Regions from separate parts of the Homo sapiens genome. Here region 2 is linked to region 1. A link is an interaction called in ENCODE POLR2A ChIA-PET data of the cell type or tissue named here. Cell type or tissue: endothelial cell of umbilical vein. All regions are shown on one strand. Each heading gives the region's core, and the rest is flanking DNA. Links, peaks and the distances in the headings are about the cores only.

Region 1 (2,500 bases), core at 1-2,500:
AAACAAAACCCAACAACCCATTTATGAAAATGTGCATAAGCAATTCTATTAATTGTCTATATTAAAATCTTAAAGGCAACAATCACAAATACAAGGAAGGCAATTATTATCCAAATACACTTTAATATAAATGTAGTATGTTGTGCTTAGATGCACAAGTGGTATGAATTCAGTAACTTTAAAAACTTTCAAAACTAGTACTTCAATCGTATAAAAGGGGGAAAGAAATCCCTAAAAACTATTTCAGTATATTTAATTTACTGTGTATGTAGACAAACTAATATGTACATTAATAAAACTAACAGGTTTCAATTAGTAGATTAAAAATCTGTTTGTACATCAAAGCTGTACCATTTCAACATTTTTAACAATTAGTCTTTTGGATACATCTAACTTGAAGACATTCCAATAAAATATAAGCTCCATGAGGGGAGACTTTTTCTTGTTCACTGCGTTATCTACAGTGTCTAGAACACTACCTGGGAAATAGTAGGCACTCAACAAACACTGGTGACTAAATCAGTAATTCGTTTTAATACTCAAAAAACAGAAAATCATTCAAATCCCAACTGCAAGAAAATTGACCAAAAAAACTAACATTAAGCTTTCAAATGGATATTTCAAGCTTTACCGTTGTAATTTTTTTAAGTTGATACTGAAATCCTAAACACAAATTGACAAGTAGTACTCTGTTCATAATCTGACAGCAAGGGAAATCAGCTTGCAATAAAAAAGGTGCCATCAATAATCTAAAATATGAATCTACAGTATATCATCAAATTGATAATTACTTAATAGAGGGCATACAGATGCTCTCAGGTGACTGAGATCAGTGGAGGCCTGACACAGTGCTTCTCAATGACTAACCCTATCCCAGTATGAAGAAGCGATAATAGCTAATAATACAACAGTACTGTTCACACAGGGTCAAAATCTTTTCTCTATTGTATTCACAGAGACAAAAACACTTCATTAGTCAATGAATTAATTGTGAATTTCAGTTTCTCTAAAGTCTATATTCAGTATGCCAGTTACTTATTTTTATGATATAGTACCCTTTAAGGATGTCATCAAAATCCCTAAGATTGTATCTGTATAAGATTCCCTGTTTTTTTTACACAAAGATTTAATATTTAAGATTATTTAATTCCATACTGACCACCAGTGGACAATAAAGAATCAATAGCCACATGCTTTTCCACATTATGAAAATACTATAACATTTATCTACTTCTACAAAATATTAAGGCAATGTTTGCATCTGCCAATATTTCTATTTTTTGTTACAAAAATTAACTTCTTAAACAATTTTTCTAGCTAGGTTTCCAGAGAGCAATACAATGGTTTAATCATGCTTGTCCATGGAAGATTACCTCATGATATAATGCTCATTTAAGAGTTTTAAATCTGTGCACATATACAAAGAAATTATTAGTTGTAATTACTCTCTGTTCCCATAATTCTCTAACTCAATATGAAGAATTATAATAAGACTCTACACCTTCTTCAAGAACCTTCTGTATAAGCAATGGAAATTAACCTACACACTATATAACTGCAATATTCTGAATATACAGTCCATTATTTTCCTTTTAAAGCTTGATACATACTATTAAAATTATTTATAAATTCTTATATATTTATACATATAAATTTTCCTTATATATAATAATGCACATTTTTATACATATGAAAAAATACTGTACAAGATTAGGTTCCAAACACTTGGAAAAAATATAATATTTATGTTTTCATCAAATCATCCCCCAAACCCTTCAAAATATCAGTATTTGCACCCACCGTCCAGTCCTCTGTAGCTCAGGCCCAGCATGATGAGCGGCCTCTTTAGGAGTCTCACCCAGTGTGGGGGTAGATCCATTGTGAAACACAGGAATCTTTCTCTTTTCCTGAATTTCACAAAAAACATTATTTTCAGAATTCTATTTTAAGAAAACTTGAGATGGCATCTTCAATTAGAGTGAATATCAGATTTTATATTGATTATGTATCTAATCAGTTCTCCTAGAAAAGAATGGTTCCTAAAATAAACTCTCTTCTGAAATAGATTGCTCTTTAAAAATAGAAGCTAATGTCAGTTTCTATTAATATTTTAAATTTGCAATTAGCTTTTTGCATCTTATGTTCTAATTATCAATATACTATAAAATATATTCATACATACCATTTCAAATTCCTATTCACCAATAGCTACAAACGTAAGTAACCTCCAAAAAAGCATCTCTCCCACCAAAACTTTAAAAATACTGCTCCTATTAACTATTGAAAATTACGCTTTACATTAAGAGAAAAGCAAATGTCATTTTTCTTCTACTAAAGTATTTCCCTTAAAAAATAAGAGCTGTTTGATAAACATGTTCCCACAAAAATCCACTTCCCATTACATTTTATTACAAATTCAAGAGTACTATTCACATGATACAGGATTTCTCCCCCTCTGTTAAAGACAAAGAAATGAACTTTTAACTTGTTACATCAAGAG
Region 2 (16,752 bases), core at 6,140-8,639, 110 kb after region 1:
GGTGGCTCACGCCTGGAATCCCAGCACTTTGGGAGGCCAAGGCGGGTGGATCACCTGAGGTCAGGAGTTGGAGACCACCCTGGCCAACATGGCAAAACCTCGTCTCTACTAAAAATACAAAAATTAGCCGGGCGTGGTGGTGGGTGCCTGTAGTCCCAGCTACTCAGGAGGCTGAGACAGGAGAATAGCTTGAATGCGGGAGGCGGAGGTTGCAGTGAGCCGAGATTGCACCACTGCACTCCAGCCTGGGCAACAGAGCGAGATTCCATCTCAAAAATAAAAAAAAAAAGAAAGGTTTTTTAATGATTCATCAACCTTTCTACTTGCTATAGTTCTATTCAGGTTGTCTATTTTTTAAGCAGTTTGATAGTTTGGATCTTTTTAGGAATGTGCCCCTTTCATGTAGGTTATCTTATTTGTCGGCATATAATTGTTCATCGTATTCTGTCATCTCTTCCATTCCTGGTTTTAGTATTTTGAGTCTTCTTTCTTTTATTTCTTTTTTTTGTCAGTCTAGCTAACTGTTGTCAATTTTGATTATCTTTTCAAACAACCAACTTTTAGTTTTGCTGATTTTCTTCATTTTTATTCTATTTCCTATTTTGTTTCTACGGCCATACCACCCTGAATGCACTTGATCTTGTCTATTTTCTATTTTGTTTATTTCTGCTATAATAGTTATCATTTTCTTCCTTGTGTTTGCTTGATTTGGGTTTAGTTTGCTCTTCTTTTTCTATTTCCTTAGGGAGAAAAGTTAGGTTATTGATTTTTGGCCTTTACTCTTTTTAACATACAGGCATTTAGAGCAGTAAATTTCCCTGTAAGCACCAATTTAACTTCATTGAATTTAAGGTAGGTTGTGGTTTTTTTATTTTCATTCATCTCAAAGTATTTCTAATTTTCTATGTGATTTCTTCTTTGACCCGTTAGTTATTTAGAAATGTGTTGTTCAGGCCAAACACAGCGGCTCACGCCTGTAATCCCAGCACTTTGGGAGGCCAAGGTGGGTGAATCACCTGAGGTCAGGAGTTCACGACCAGCCTGGCCAACATGGTGAAACCCTGTCTCTACTAAAAATACAAAAATTAGCCAGGCATTGTGGCTTGCACACTGTAGTCCCAGCTACTTGGTAGGCTGAGGCAGGAGAATCGCTTGAACTTGGGAGGTGAAGGTTGCAGTGAGCTGAGATCACGCCATTGCACTCGGCTGGGCAACAAGAGAAAACTGTCTCAACACCAAAAAAAAAAAAAAGAATTGTGTTGTTCAATTTCCAATATGTGTGAATTTCCTGAAATTTCTTTTACTATTATTTCTAATTTTATTTCACTGTGGTCAGAGAACATACTTTGTATTATTACAGTCTTTTAAAGTTTTCTGAGCTTTTTTAATGGCCTAACATATGGATTGTCCTGGAAAATATTCCATGTTCACTTGAGAAGAATGTGTATTTTTTAAAATTTATTTTAATTTTATTTTATTACTTTTTTTTTTTAAACAGGGCCTCACTCTGTCACCCAGGCTGGAGTGCAGTGACACAATCTTGGTTCACTGCAACCTCTGCCTCCCAGGCTCAAACAATCTTCCCACCTTAGCCTCCCAAGTAGCTGGGACTGCAGGCACTCACCGCCACGCCTGGCTAATTATTGTATTTATAATTGTCCAGGCTAATCTCAAACTTCTGGACTCAAGCGATCTGTCTGCCTTGGCCTCCCAAAGTGCTGGGATTACAAGCATGAGCTACCACGCCTGGCCGAACATGTATTTTATAGACACCTTTGAATATCTTAGAATGTTGGGTGTTATTATTACTACTATTATTTTTGTAGAGATAGGTTCTTACTATGTTGCCCAGGCTGTCTCAAACTCCTGGCTTCAGGCAATTGTCCAACATTGGCCTCCCAAAGTGTTGGTACTATAGGTATGAACCCCCATGCCTGGCTGAATGAATGTTGGATATTCTATAGATGTCTTTCATGTCAAGTTGATTTATAGTGTTGTTAATATCTTCTATTTCCTTGGCCATCTTTTATCCAGTTGTTCTACCCATTATGGAAAGTGGCAGCTAGGCACAGTGGCTCACAACTGTGATCCTAGCACTTGGAGGCCAAGGCTGGAGAATTGCTTGAGGCTAGGAGTTTGAGACCAGCCTGGGCAATATAGCAAGACTCCATCTTAAAAAAAAAAATAGAGGCCGGCATCGTGGCTCACGCCTGTAATCTCTGCACTTTGGGAGGCTGAGGTGGGTGGATCACCTGAGGTCAGGAGTTCAAGACCAGCCTGGCCAACATGATAAAACCCCATCACTACTAAAAATACAAAAAATTAGCTGGGCATGACGGTGTGCACCTGTAATCCCAGCTACTCAGGAGGCTGAGGCAGGAGAATCACTTGAACCTGGGAGGCAGAGGTTGAAGTGAGCTGAGATTGCGCTACTGCACTCTAGCCTAGGCAATGAGCAAAACTCTGTCTCAATAAATAAATAAATAAATAAATAAATAAATAAATAAATATAGGGGCTAGGCCTGGTGGCTCATGCCTGTAACCTCTGCGCTCTGGGAGGCTGAGGTGGGCGGATCACTTGAGGTCAGGAGTTTGAGACCAGCCTGGCCAACATGGTGAAACCCCATCTCTACTAAAAATACAAAAATTAGCCGGGGCGGTGACAGAGCGAGACTCCGTCTAAAAAATAAATAAATAAATAAAAATCTGTTCCACCAATCTCTACCTATTATGTGAAGTGTTCAGTAATACACATTTAATGTAATTGCTGATAAGGAAGGATTTACAACTGCCATTTTGCTGTTTGTTTTCTGTATGTATTGTGTTTTTTGTTTCTCTTCCTCCATAACTGCCTTCTTTTGTGTTAACGTCAGGCTTTCCCACAATGCTAGTTTTGATTACTTGATGACCAAGAAATATTAACTATTCTGAGATTGTACATATGACTTTAAATCTCATTTGAGATATTGATTGTTCTTCACTGTTCCAAAAAAAAAAAATCATGAGTAAGATTTCAGAAGGATACGGTTTAGGATTTATTCACTGCTTACTTGAAAAATTTGCCAGGTGTGGTGGCTCATGCCTCTAATCCTAGCAGTTTGGGAGTCCAAGGTGGGAGGATCATTTGGGCTTAGGAGTTTGAAACCAGCCTGGGCAACATAGTGAGACTTCATCTCTTAAAGAAAAAAAATAGAAGGCTGGGTGCGGTGGCTCATGCCTGTAATCCCAGCTCTTTGGGAGGCTGAGGCTGGTGGATCACCTGAGGTCAGGAGTTCGAGACCAGCCTGACCAATATGGAGAAACCCCATCTCTACTAAAGGTACAAAATTAGCCAGGCATGGTGGCACATGCCTGTAATCCCAGCTACTTGGGAGGCTGAGGCAGGAGAATCGCTTGAACCTGGGAGACGGAGGTTGTGGTGAGCGGAGATTGCGCCATTGCATTGCGGCCCAGGCAACAAAAGCGAAACTCCGTCTCAAAAAAATAAATAAATAAAATAAAAATTAAAAAAATAGAAAAGAAAAATTGAACATATCATCAGTGACAATAAAATATTTTTAAAAGTTTTGTGTCTCAATCTTTTCATTATTTATTATCACAAGAAATTACGTGTCTTCTAGGCCAGGCGTGGTGGCTCATACCTGTAATTCCAGCACTTTGGGATACCAAGGTGGGTGGATCACTTGAGGTCAGGGGTTTGAGACCAGCCTGACCAACATGGTAAATCCCCATCTCTACTAAAAATACAAAAATTAGCTGAGTGTGGTGGTGGTTGCCTGTAATCCCAGCTACTTAGGAGGCTGAGGTGAGAGAATCGCTTGAACTCAGGAGGCAGAGGTTGCAGTAAGCCAAGATCGTTCCACTGTACTCCAGCCTGAGCAACAAAGTGAGACTCCAGCTCAAAAAAAAAAAAAAAAAAAAGGGAAAAGGGCCAGGCCCCATGGCTCACGCCTGTAATCCCAGCACTTTGGGAGGCCGAGGCGGGCGGATCACTGGAGTGCAGGAGTTCGAGACCAGCCTGACCAACATGGAGAAACCCTGTCTCTACCAAAAATACAAAAAAAAAAATTAGCCAGGCGTGGTGGTGCATTCCTGTAATCCCAGCTACTTGGGAGGCTGAGGCAGGAGAATCGCTTGAACCCGGGAGGTGGGCTTGCAGTGAGCCGAGATTGCGCCATTGCACTCTAGCCTGGGCAACAAGAGCGAAACTCCATCTCAAAAAAATAAGTGTCTTCTATATGCCAGGCAATTTTATAGGCACTGGGAAAATTACAGTGAATAAGACAGACTGGGTCCCTGTCCTCAAGAAGCTTGAGTTCCAGTGGGAGAGACAGTTAATAAATAAGTGAATAAGTATATTCTAAAATACACAGAAAGACAAAGGACAGAAAGAAAATGAGGCAAAGGACAGGTGTGGATCATCCTGGAAGGGCTATCTTAGATTGGAGGGTTAAAAGTAGTAGTTTCTGAAGAAGTGACATTTGAGCAGACACCTAAATGAAGAGAGGGTTCAAGTCTTAAAGATTTACTGGAATAGAGTGTTTGAAGCAGAGAAAATAGTAAGTGCAAAGACAGACATGTGCTTGGCCTATTTCCAGAACAGCAAGGATTCCCATGGGACTGGGTAGGAATAAGCAGAGGGACTGCAAGTGAGGTAGCCAGTGATCACATATATATGATTTTATAGGCCTTTTAGATTTTAAGCCATTAGAAGGTTGTGAGCAAGGGAACGGCATTGTTACGTTTTACACTTTAAAAACATCACTCTGGGTTTTGTATAGAAGATAAACAGTAGGAGAGCATGCGTGGAAGTTGGGAGACCGATTTGGTTGACACAGCCTTAGTTGACCTCCAATGAGTCATGCCTTGTGTAATATTCTCCCTTAAGTGCTGACAGAACCTGTGACTTGCTTCCAATGAACAGAATATGGCAAAGATGATGGATGTCATTCTCATGAATATGTTACATTACATAAGACTTCATCTTAGCCGACCAGAGTGTGAGTGATTCTGCTGAAGAAGCAAACCACCATGGTGTGAACTGCTGTGGAGAGGGCCACTTGCAGGGAACTATGAGACACTTCTAGGACCTACAGATAGCTCCCAGCCAAGAGCCAGTGAGAAGCTGGGTCTCCAGTTACACAACCACAAAGAGTTGACTTTACCAACAATTTGAATGAGCTTGGAGTTAAATTCTTCCCTAGTCAATCCCTCAGATGAGAATATAGCAAGCCTACATCTTGATTACAGATTGTGGAGGCTGTAAGCTGAGTATCTGGTTAAGCCATTTTCAGACTCCTGACCCACGGGAACAGTGAGATAATAAATGTGTGTGGTTTTAAGCTATTAAGTGTGTGGCAATTTGTTACACAGCAACGGAGAACCAACACAACCAATTAGGATGTTTCTGTAGTAGTCAGGTGAGAATTGATGGTGACTTGAACCAGGCTAGTAGCCATGAAGATGGGGAGAAATGGTTGGATTTGGGATATGTTTTGAACACAGAGTTGATAGATTTGCCAAAAGCTTGGGTATGTTATATGTGAGAGAGAGAGGAGTCTGACTCCAAGATTGGCTCAATAAATACAAATACTCAGCTCATAAAATTCAATTAATTTATATTTTGCTCACCTTAGAAATCAGATCTGGGCCAGGCGCAGTGGCTCATGCCTATAACCCCGGCACTTTGGGAAGCTGAGGCGGGCGGATCACCTGAGGTCGAGAGTTCGAGACCAGCTTGACCAACATGGAGAAATCCCACGTCTACTGAAAATACAAAAATAGCCTGGTGTGGTGGTGCATGTCTGTAATCCCAGCTACTCGGGAGGCTGAAGCAGGAGAATCACTTGAACCCGGGAGGCAGAGGTTGCAGTGAGCCGAGATCGTGCCATTGCACTCCAGCCTGGGCAACAAGAGCAAAACTCCGTCTCAAAAGAAAAAAAAAAAGGAAATCAGATCTGGTTGAATCCTACTGATGTGCTATAGCACCTCTTCCAGGAATGCACTTGACCGCTTTCTAAACCAGGCTTGTTCTACTAACACTTCAAGTTTCAAATGAAATGATTTCCTTCTCTGAAAACTTTCCCATGCACGTTAGCTAGCTTAACTCTTTACTCCCTTTGCTCAAAAATTTCTTATAGCATTTGTCTCATTAATCATAATTTATATGCACTGTCTCCTATAGCTTTTTTTTTTTTTTTTTTTTGAATGGAGTCTCTTTCTGTCACCCGGGCTGGAGTGCAGTGGCGGAATCTTGGCTCACTGCAACCTCTGTCTCCCGGGTTCAAGCAATTCTCCTGCCTCAGCCTCCCAAGTAGCTGGGATTACAGGTGCCCACCACCACCCCCAGCTAATTTTTGCATTTTTAGTAGAGACACGGTTTCACCATGATGGCCAGGTCGAACTCTTGACCTCAGGTGATCTACTCACCTCCCAAAGTGCTGGGATTACAGGTATGAGCCACTGTGCCCAGCTGGGACATAGCTTTAAAAAAACAAAACAAAAAAAAAACTTTATATTCCCAGATCCTAGAACAGAGTCTGGGACATCTAGGAAATATCCAAATGTTTAATGACTGAATAATTGTAGTCATTCTGAAAACATTTGAAATCATCAGATTAACTGTATTTTACCTAATTCTGTCTTCTCATAGCAACATAGTTCATCTCACTATATGATTAACTAAAGCAGACAAGATATGTATGTATGCATATATTACCTGCATCATAAGTATAATGCAATATGCCCATTTGACAATGTTAACTCCATAAATAATAACACTCATAATTGACCCACTGTGCATATGTGTCTGTTTGTGTATGTGAGAGAAAGAGAATTCTATAAGCTACAAAAGTTTTTTATCCAGTTTGAGTTGCAGATCCAAGATTTATCCTCTTGATTTATTGCTTTCTAGCCTTGCAAAAGGACAAAAGTAAAGTTTTTGAAAAGACTTTGTGACAAATCTACTTCAACTACTCCAGAATGTGAAAAACGGATAAGATAGATGCTGGGTCACTTTAAAAAGGCAAAGGAATGTTCCAATATAAAAAATATGGTACTCGTGGGCTAGTTTGTTCAAACACACCGGAGTGACTTTCTAGGCTTCGATCCAATTGTATGATGCATTCAGAAACCCTGTGCCTACTCATAAAAATATCTCAGATGAAAGATTTTGAAATTTGTTTATGAGTTTAACTGAACTGAAAACTGCAATGTTGGCCATTTCTTTTTGTGACCAGAGGGAGGAACTTCTATTCAGTATTGAACCTAATACACCAATGGCTATATTTTCCCTAATTCCAGAAGACAGCACACACACACACACACACACACACACACACACACACACACTTCCTATAAGGACAAGTAACCTCAAAAGATTGGAGCAGTCTCTCTGAATCAGTTCAGGATTTGCCTTAAAGTGTTCATTTTCCTACTCATATCACTCTGGGACACCCAAACTTGCCAATAAATCTCAAATACGTAACTGCTGTCACTTGGGGAAACTTTTTGGCAACAAGACTTATGATCTGAAGCATGATGGAATTTCCGTCTCTCCAGTTAAAAATGATGCTCAAAGCAGCCCATTAATTTGGTTAGTTATTCACAGATTAGAAGCAAATCTGAAATGCCAAGCCCAGAAGAAAGCCAGGCCTAAAAACAACTGAAATGATTTTCCATGGACAAAATAAAAAAGCAGAACAAATCTAGGTTTTTCAAAAGGTTACTTAATCCAAACTTAGTTCTCAAACAAAGATGGAATAACAACTGATAATGACTGATATGCCTTTACCAGTATGAGTTCAAGCAATCCAAGGAACACTACCAGATGGCAAGTCTCAAAATTTGACCTGGTACCTTGTAAACATTCAAGGGATTCTCATTGCTGAAAATGGATAGCAATTAGCATCTACATTTTTATTTTTTTTTTTAAGAGACAGTTTAGCTCTGTCACCCAGGCTGGAGTACAGTGGTGGGATCATGGCTCACTCTAGCCTCCAACTCCTGGCCTCAAGTAATCCTCCTGTGTTGGCCTTCAAAAGTGCTGGGATTACAGCCATGAGCCACCATGCCCAGCCACAATCTACACGTTTATTACACTATATTCACTATATACTATATTCATTAAGCCCCTCATAACTCTATCAGTGACTCTGTTAATGGAGTCAACAGAATGATCAAAAATGCCATTTAGGTGGACACCCTGGTCGATGCCTCCAAGCTTGTCCCAGGCCCTTGTCCTGGCCCCGTGGCCTACAGGGTTTGCCCTGCTATGCATCCTCCAATGCTGGGCTTCGGATTGGCCACAGCTTGCGGATCCTGCCGTGCCAGCTTGTACCTCCACTCTCTCAATCAGATTCTGAAAGTTAAAAAGCACAGTGTCTATTTGACAAATTTGAGGAAATCGGGAACTTTGGGTGACCTAGGCTCTCTAAATGAGATGACCTATCAAATACCAGCAGAGGAAATGCTGGACTCCTAAGCAGAATTTTTTTGGAAGACCTTGCAGATGAGGCTTACCAATTTGAGCACTATGATGTCTCCTTTGGGAATGGTGTCTTAACAATTAAACTGAGTGAAGATCTAGGAACCTATATGACAAACAGCAGACCCCAAATAAGCAAATCTGGTTATCTTCCCCATATAGCATCTGAATAAGTTGCACTTTGTCTTCAAATCAAGTTAAAGTTTGACCTCTAGTTTGTTTTGAGCATCTCAGCTAACGAAGAACACATGATTGTGTCGGAGGCACAATGCAGCCTGTGCAGCATGAAAACCTGAGGCCATGCAAGGAAAGATGTCCCTCATTCCTCATCTGTCTGGCTGCCAATGAAGTAGTTGTAAGAAAGTAAAAGTGAACTGCCCACAGAAAGCTCTCAGACCTACCTCCCTGGGTTATTCATTTGCACTTCCAAAGAGAACATCATGTTGACTGTGAACTGGGGAAGGCCCATATACAGCCAGGCTGAATTCTTTGAAAACCTGGCTGGGCGCAATGGCTCACGCCTGTAATCCCAGCACTTTGGGAGGCCGAGGTGGGAGGATCATCTGAAGTCAGGAGTTTGAGACCAGCCTGGTCAACATGGTGAGACCCTGTTATCTACTATAAATACAAAAATTAGCCGGGTGTGGTGGTGGGTGCCTGTAATCCCAGCTACTCAGAAGGCTGAGGCAGGAGAATTGCTTGAACCCGGGAGATGAAGGTTGCAGTAAGCAGAGATTGCACCACTGCACTCCAGCCTGGGCGACAGAGCAAGACCTTGTCTCAAAAAAAAAAAAAAAAAAAAGAAAGAAAGAAAGAAAAAGAAAACCTAACGGTATTTGCATTTAAAAACAATTATAACCCTACTCCACTTCCAACATTGACATAATTTCATCATTTTAAGGCAGTTAATATTGTACCATTTATCATGCTGTGGTTTGTATTTCTTTGTTCAGAATGAAGTGCATGCCTCCTTCAAAACTGTAAAATAAAATATACATGCTAGTGAAATTAAACAAAATTAGCAGGTAAAGAAATATTTGCTCTATGGTTACAAAAGTCATATTTCAGAGCCAGAAAATACACATATTTTCTTTTAGAGAAAATCAGGTAATTTGCAAATCCAAATAAATAAATAAATAATAAAACCGGGCCGGGCATGATGGCTCACTCCTGTAATCCCAGGCACTTTGGGAGGCTGAGGCGGGCAGATCACTTGAGCTTGAGTTTGAGACCAGCCTGGCCAACATGGTGAAACCCCATCTCTACTAAAAATACAAAAATTAGCCGGGCATGGTGGCGGGCACCTGTAATTCCAGCTACTCAGAAGGCTGAGACAGGATAATCACTTGAACCTGGGAGGCAGAGGTTGCAGTGAGCTGAGATCCTGCCACTGCACTCCAGCCTGGGTGACAGAGCGAAACCCCATCTCAAAAAGAAAAATAAATAAATAAATAAACCAAACATTAGTAATGTAAATTAGTAACCCCACAGGTTTAAGCAAGAGAGCTATGCTAAATTTTACACAGCTGTTTCTATAAAGATACTCACGCACAGAAAAGAAACATTTTGAAAAATATTTTCATGTTGGTTTTCTAGACAGGAAACCAGACTCATATTGCCCTAACACTTGGTTTGCATTTCATACCAGTTAAATTAAAAATTATTGTTACTTAATTTCTCAGCAAACCAATTTTCTAATTTAGCCTTGTTCCAGATTTAATAATTTTTAAACATAAAATGTGGAGTTTTTCTGTCCTTTAATGTTTATGAGATGGTTTATTGTAGCCTTGTGGGAGCTAGCTTAAATAGATATATGTTTCTGGGATTGAAATGACTAACTTTTATAATTCTGGGGTTAAAGGACACAACGTTTTGATGAGTTTGGTACTATATTCTTTTAGGAGGTTAGCCTAGATTCTAATTTATTCAGGGGAATTCTTTACAGATACATAGTTCTCAGTTTTCGTAGTAAGACGTAGTAAGATGAAACTTTTACTTCTTTCATTACTTTCTTAATTCTTCTTTTTTTTTTTGTAACTCATCTCACCACCACAGGCCTTCTTTCGTTCTAATGCAACTGAATTATCATTACCAACTCTTAATTTATTTTTTCAAATTTTAAGTCCAGCCAGGTGCGGTGGTTCAAGCCTGTAATCCCAGCACTTTGGGAGGCTGAGACGGGTGGATCACCTGAGGTCAGGAGTTTGAGACCAGCCTGACCAACGTGGGGAAGCCCCGTCTCTGTGATCTCAGTTCACTGCAACCTCTGCCTCCCAGATTCTCTCGCCTCTGTCTCCTGAGTAGCTGGGATTGCAGGTGCGTGCCACCAAACCTGGCTAATTTTTGTATTTTTAATAGAGATGGGGTTTCGCCTGGTCCTGCTGGTCTCGAACTCCTGGCCTCAAGCGATCTGCACACCCTTGGCCTCCCAAGGTGTTGGGCTTACAGGCATGAGCAATTGCACCCAGTCATGACCTCTAATCCAGAGCCCAGGCAGGTCACTCCACACATTCAGAGCTTCCAACCACTTTTACGGTCTACCATTTTTAACCATAATGGAAAAATCAATGGCTACCAAATCTAAGGAAAATCTCTAATGTAAAAAATTAAACAACAAAACATGGGAGGGGTAAAAAGACACTTGGAGGAAACAGCTATGCAGGAAGGAGAAAATTTCAAATTAGTATTAATATTTTTAGAGAAATAAGAAAATATGTCATAGCCACAAAACAGGAATAGGATACTACTTAGGAGATAAAACAAACAGAATGAAAAGAGCTTTTCAGCAGAAATGAAAAACCCAATAGAATAATTAAAAGATAACATTTTTTAGAAACTCCCAGAAAGTGGAACTAAAATACAAACAAGTGGAAAATAGAAAATAAAATGTAATAAGAAGAGAGGACCAGTCATGAACATCCAACAACTATTTAATAGGAGTTCCAGAAAGAGAGAACATGAAAAACAGAGAGGAGGAAATTATCAAAGAAATAATATAAGAATATTTTCAGGCCAGGTGTGGTGGCTGAAGCCTGTAATCCCAGCACTTTGGGAGACTGAGGCAGGCAGACTACCTGAGGTCAGGAGTTCAAGACTAGCTTGGCCAACATGGTGAAACCCCATCTCTACTAAAAATACAATAATTAGCCAGGCATGGTGGCATACACCTGTAATCCCAGCTACTTGGGAGGCTGAGACAGAAGAATCACTTGAACCCAGGAGGCAGAGGCTGCAGTGAGCTGAGATCGTGCTACTGCACTGCAGCCTGGGTGACAGAGCAAGGCTCCAACTCAAAAAAGAGTATTTCCATAAGTAGGGGATGCTAGTTTCTGTAATGAGAGATTCCACCAAGAGCTGGGACAATAAATGAAAATTAACTATGCAAAGGCATATTATCATGAAAATTTATAATAGTGAGATAAAAGAGAATATCTTAAAATCTTTTTGAATGTAAAAATAAGTAACATACAAATGGTTGGTTATCATAATGGCAGTGGGTTGCTGAACAAACCCCTAGAATCCAGAGGATAATGAATGGATCAATGTCTTCAAAATTCTGAAAGCAAATGAGTCCCAATCCAGCATTCCCAACCAAACTGTTTACCAACTATAGAGCTAAAATAATGATATGCTTCAATAAACAAAGCCTCAAATGATTTTCCTCTCATACAACCTGGAGAATATGGTTAGTGGAACATATCCTCCAGTAGCCCAGGAAACTCATGTAGCTACTGGAGGATATGTTCCACTAAAATGAGGAAGTAAGCTAAGAAAGAGGAAAGCAGAGATCCAACTTGAGAGAGAGGTCTAGGTTTTTCCTGAGATGATGGTGTAGGGAGATCCTAGGACATCAGCTTTCTCAAGTTTAGAGCACAACCAGTCCAGATTGGAGCATACATAAAGAAAGCACCAGTAGCAATCATTCTTTTTAAAAAACAAAATTTGATAGAGTATCTGATGCATGCAAACATATTCACAGGAGTTGTATTCTTCTGGAAGAGTGTTTGAAGATAACTTAATATAAGCTACATAGAAAATTGAGCAAATTAAAAATGAAGGCCAGGTGCAGTGGCTCATGCCTGTAATCCCAGCAGTTTGGGAGGCCAAGGTGGGCGAACTGCTTGAGCTCAGGAGTTTGAGACCAGCCTTGGCAACACGGCGAAACCCTGTCTCTACGAAAAATACAAAAACTAGCAGGGTGCGGTGGCAAGTGGCTTTAGTCCCAGCTACTTGGGAGGCTGAGGTGGAAGGATCACCTGAACCCAGGAGGTCGAGGCTGCAGTGAACCGTGATCACACCACTGCACTCTAGCCTGGGTGATAGATCGAGACCCTGTCTCAAAAACAAAAGAAACAAAAAACTGGCCGGGCATGGTGGCTCATGCCTCTAATCCCAGCATTTTGGGAGGCCAAGGAGGGAGGAACACCTGAGGTCAGGACTTCGAAACCAGCCTGGGCAACATGGTGAAACCCCCCTCTCTACTAAAATACAAAAAAAAAAAAAAAAGTAGCTGAGTGTGATGGCAGGCACCTGTAATTCCAGCTACTTGAGAGGCTGAGGCAGGAGAATCACTTGAACCTTGGAGAGGGAGGTTGCAGTGAGCTCAGATAGCACCATTATACTACAGCCTGGGTGACAAAAGTGAGACTCTGTATCAAAAAAAAACAAAACAAAATAACAAAGAACTACATGGCCCAGCTTTGAATAATATTACATAATTAACTGAATACTGATCTAACCAAAATCTATGCCTTAATTAGGATATCAGAGAGTATGTATTTGTCTATGTTGTAGAGGTGGAGTAAGAGAGTTAACTCTATCTTTCACATTAGGAAGCCACAGATTGTCTCTGAAAGTAAGAAATCAAGAAATAGCAGGGTAAACCTATTAACTAAACATAGAGTGGAAAATGTTAAAAGAACAGCTGAAAGGACAAATGTGGGTACCTCTGGGAAGTAGAAATTAAGGGAAAAAAAGGTAAAAGCGGAGGAGTGCTAATTTCCACAGTAACATTACTGAACTTTAAAAACGATGTACATATAAAACTTTGATAAAATTAAAACTTGTAAAAAAGATTAAATGACACACTGTGTCTCAGAATAACCTATCAGATTACCTAGTTGTAGTAAATAGCTAATATATGATTTTTTCCGTTGTTTTTAACAGAAGAGTAGGAAAATTAGGTGTTTGCTATAGGTTTTTTTTTGCACAAGACGAAGTCAATGACCCAGAAGGTGGAACTTAAGAGCATATTGTCCAAGATAGCATGATGCTGTTACATCACTTGAAATTATGCAGGCCAGACACGATGGCTCCTGCCTGTAATCCCAGCACTTTTGGGAGGCTGATGTGGGATCTCTTGAGGACTTGTGAGCTCAAGGTTGGGGCAAAGGAGGCCAGGAGTTCAAGATCAGTCTGGCCATCAAGCCAGACCCTGTCTATCCAAAAAATAAAATAATTAGCCGGGCATGGTGGCAAGCAACTGTAATCTTAGCTAATCAAGAGGCTGAGGCAGGAGGATTGCTTGAGCCCATTAACTGGAGATTGCAGTGAGCCATGGTCACACGATTGGACTCCAATCTTGGCAACAGAGTGAGGCACTGTCTCAAAAAAGAAAGAAGAAAAGAAAAGAAAAAAGATGAGGTTCTTCCTCTCAGAGGCCATCTGGAGTGGTTCTCAAATCTGACTATTTGTAAGCTTCATACGGAAAGATTTAAAAAAATCCTGATGCTCAGGATGCATCCTAGACAATTAAATCAGAATCTATCTTTCAACCTACCTCAAATGATTCCAATGTGTAGCCAAGGGAAAGAACCACAGCCCTAAGTGTGAGTTTATGAGACTGGGCTATCTGCCATTTCCAAATCTCATCAGAGCCCAAGGAGGGGTAGAGAGAAGTACATGTTATGGGGAGAGAAGTTGGGTATCCCTCCCTCTGCCAGGCCAACCTGCACTTTTAACTCGACCCCACTGTCACTTGGTAGTTAAATGAATGCATACTCTGGGTGATGTTTGTAGGGAAAAGAAAGAGAGATCAGACTGTTACTGTGTCTATGTAGAAAGGGAAGACATAAGAAATTCCATTTTGACCTGTACCCTGAACAATTGCTGTGTCCTGAGATGCTGTTAATCTGTAACTTTGCCGCAACCTCTTTGCCCTAACCTCTTTGCCCCAACCTTGAGCTCACAAAAACATGTGTTGTATGGAATCAAGGTTTAAGGGATCTAGGCCTGTGCAGGATATGCCTTGTTAACAAAATGTTTACAAGCACTATGCTTGGTAAAAGTCATCGCCATTCTCTAGTCTCGATAAACCAGAGGCACAATGCACTGCGGAAAGCCGCAGGGAACTCTGCCCTGGAAAGCCGGGTATTGTCCAAGGTTTCTCCCCATGTGATAGTCTGAAATATGGCCTCATGGGATGAGAAAGACCTGACCGTCCCCCAGCCTGACACCTGTGAAGGGTCTGTGCTGAGGTGGATTAGTAAAAGAGGAAAGCCTCTTGCAGTTGAGATAGAGGAAGGCCACTGTCTCCTGCCTGCACCGGGAACTGAATGTCTCGGTATAAAACCCGATTGTACATTTGTTCAATTCCGAGATAGGAGAAAAACCGCCCTATGGCAGAAGGCGAGACATGTTGGCAGCAATGCTGCTTTGTTATTCTTTACTCCACTGAAATGTTTGGGCGGATAGAAACATAACTCTGGCCTACGTGCACATCTAGGCATAGTACCTCTCCTTAAACTTAATTGTGACACAGATTCCTTGGCTCACATATTTTCTTGCTGATCCTCTCCTTATTATCACTCTGCTCTCCTACCACATTCCTCTTGCTGAGATAGTGAAAATAGTAATCAATAAAAACTGAGGGAACTCAGAGACCAGTGCCTGTGTAGGTCCTTGGTATGCTGAGTGCCGGTCTCCTGGGCCCACTGTTGTTTCTCTATACTTTGTCTCTGTGTCTTATTTCTTTACTCAGTCTCTCTTCCCACCTGACGAGATATACCCACAGGTGTGGAGGGGCAGGCCACCGCTTCAATGTTTGGGCTTTCTCAATAGGGTCTCATCCTCCATTCTTACCGACCAGAAGAAAAGTTGTGGTTGGTCAAAATCTGAGACATTAATGGGGCCACATTTTGGGGGTGTACCTCAAAAGCAGAGACCAAGCTTCATTCTTTCTCCTGTATTTCTAGCACTTGGGTGAACTGGACCATTTTTCTCTGGCCAGGCCACTTGCCTTAAAGTGGTGGGCTCAGGAACGTTGGCCCCCTGTGTCTCAGTATCTCTGCACCCGGAACAGGGTCTCTGAGAATCTCCGGATTGGAAAGTAGAGAACTTTAGCCCCAGGCCTGGGCCTTGCCTCCAGCACAGACTCCCAGAGGTTATTAGGCCTTCAGCTGGTGCTTCCTAAGTAGAAGGGTATTGTTTCCTATCCAGTCACCGATCCTTTTGTGTGCCCTCCCTTGGTTCAGAATCCCAAAGAGAATGAATGGGAGAACTCGAGTTCTAAATTCTGTCTTAGAAGCACTCAAATACAGTTTGTAGGGAGACTCCAAACTGGTCTCTCACTACCCTGACAGCCTAAAAACGCAGCTGGAATTTTGCATTCTCTTCCCCTAACCAATTAGTATATGCATTTCAAATACTATGCATAATATGCATATTAGTATATACAAGATAGGCTAAACACTGTGTGAAACTAAGAAGGTAAACCCTCTCCTAGCTTACAAACAATTGGTACAATTAAAAATATTTGACAATGGTGAAGGCATGGGCAATGGCTATTTACAAATCAAAATATAAATATTTTAATATTTTAGTAATAGGCGTGGTGGTACCAGTGTGTCTCAGTTAAATAGTAGTCTTGCCCCAAAGCGCTTTTGAATGCTTTGCCACCTATGCATCAGTGGATTCAGGAATGTAATGAGAGTTCTCAAAAGTAATGGAAGCAAAGCCAAGCAAGTCTCCCACTCCACACATCTTGCTTTTCCCTTTCTGTGTTGAGCTTTGGATCTTCCACAAAGGGGACTGGGTGCCCCTGCGGAAGTCCAGCCAGGGAGTAGTCAGACCTGGGGGGAGAGGATGGATTACAAGCCTGAATTTGCCTTCCCTACCAGACAAGCTCTGGCTTGAGGAATAGAGAAGTGAAAGAAAAAAGAGGTGCTTCGACTCAGTTGGAGACAGGGAGGGTTATGAGTGGAGTGAAGACAAGGCTCTTAATTCAAGCTGCCTCAAATTACATTTGTCCACACACGCAGCAAAATGCT

What was found. ChIA-PET counts read pairs that join two places held together with the same protein. Peaks named below come from ENCODE experiments on the same cell type or tissue, not always from the same donor. Only the 100,000 strongest peaks of a DNase experiment are listed, where the experiment ranks them.
Region 2: POLR2A ChIA-PET joins it to region 1 with 7 read pairs; 5 of 35 experiments call an interaction of 5 or more read pairs at or near these places.

What each region holds. Positions count from the first base shown.
Region 1 is chr3:27,409,842-27,412,341 of GRCh38, forward strand. It overlaps SLC4A7 (solute carrier family 4 member 7), which reads right to left. Exons shown (of 26, transcript NM_001321103.2): 12 at 1,801-1,907. Among named protein-coding and RNA genes, the nearest start is that of NEK10, 42 kb to the left of the region's middle. In endothelial cell of umbilical vein, for the core only: no CTCF peak of the experiment used is centred there; no DNase peak of the experiment used is centred there.
Region 2 is chr3:27,516,747-27,533,498 of GRCh38, forward strand. No RefSeq gene overlaps it. Among named protein-coding and RNA genes, the nearest start is that of SLC4A7, 41 kb to the left of the region's middle. RefSeq lists enhancers at 8,534-9,170, 15,858-16,752. In endothelial cell of umbilical vein, for the core only: no CTCF peak of the experiment used is centred there; a DNase peak (open chromatin) is centred at 7,145; H3K27ac peaks cover 501 bases.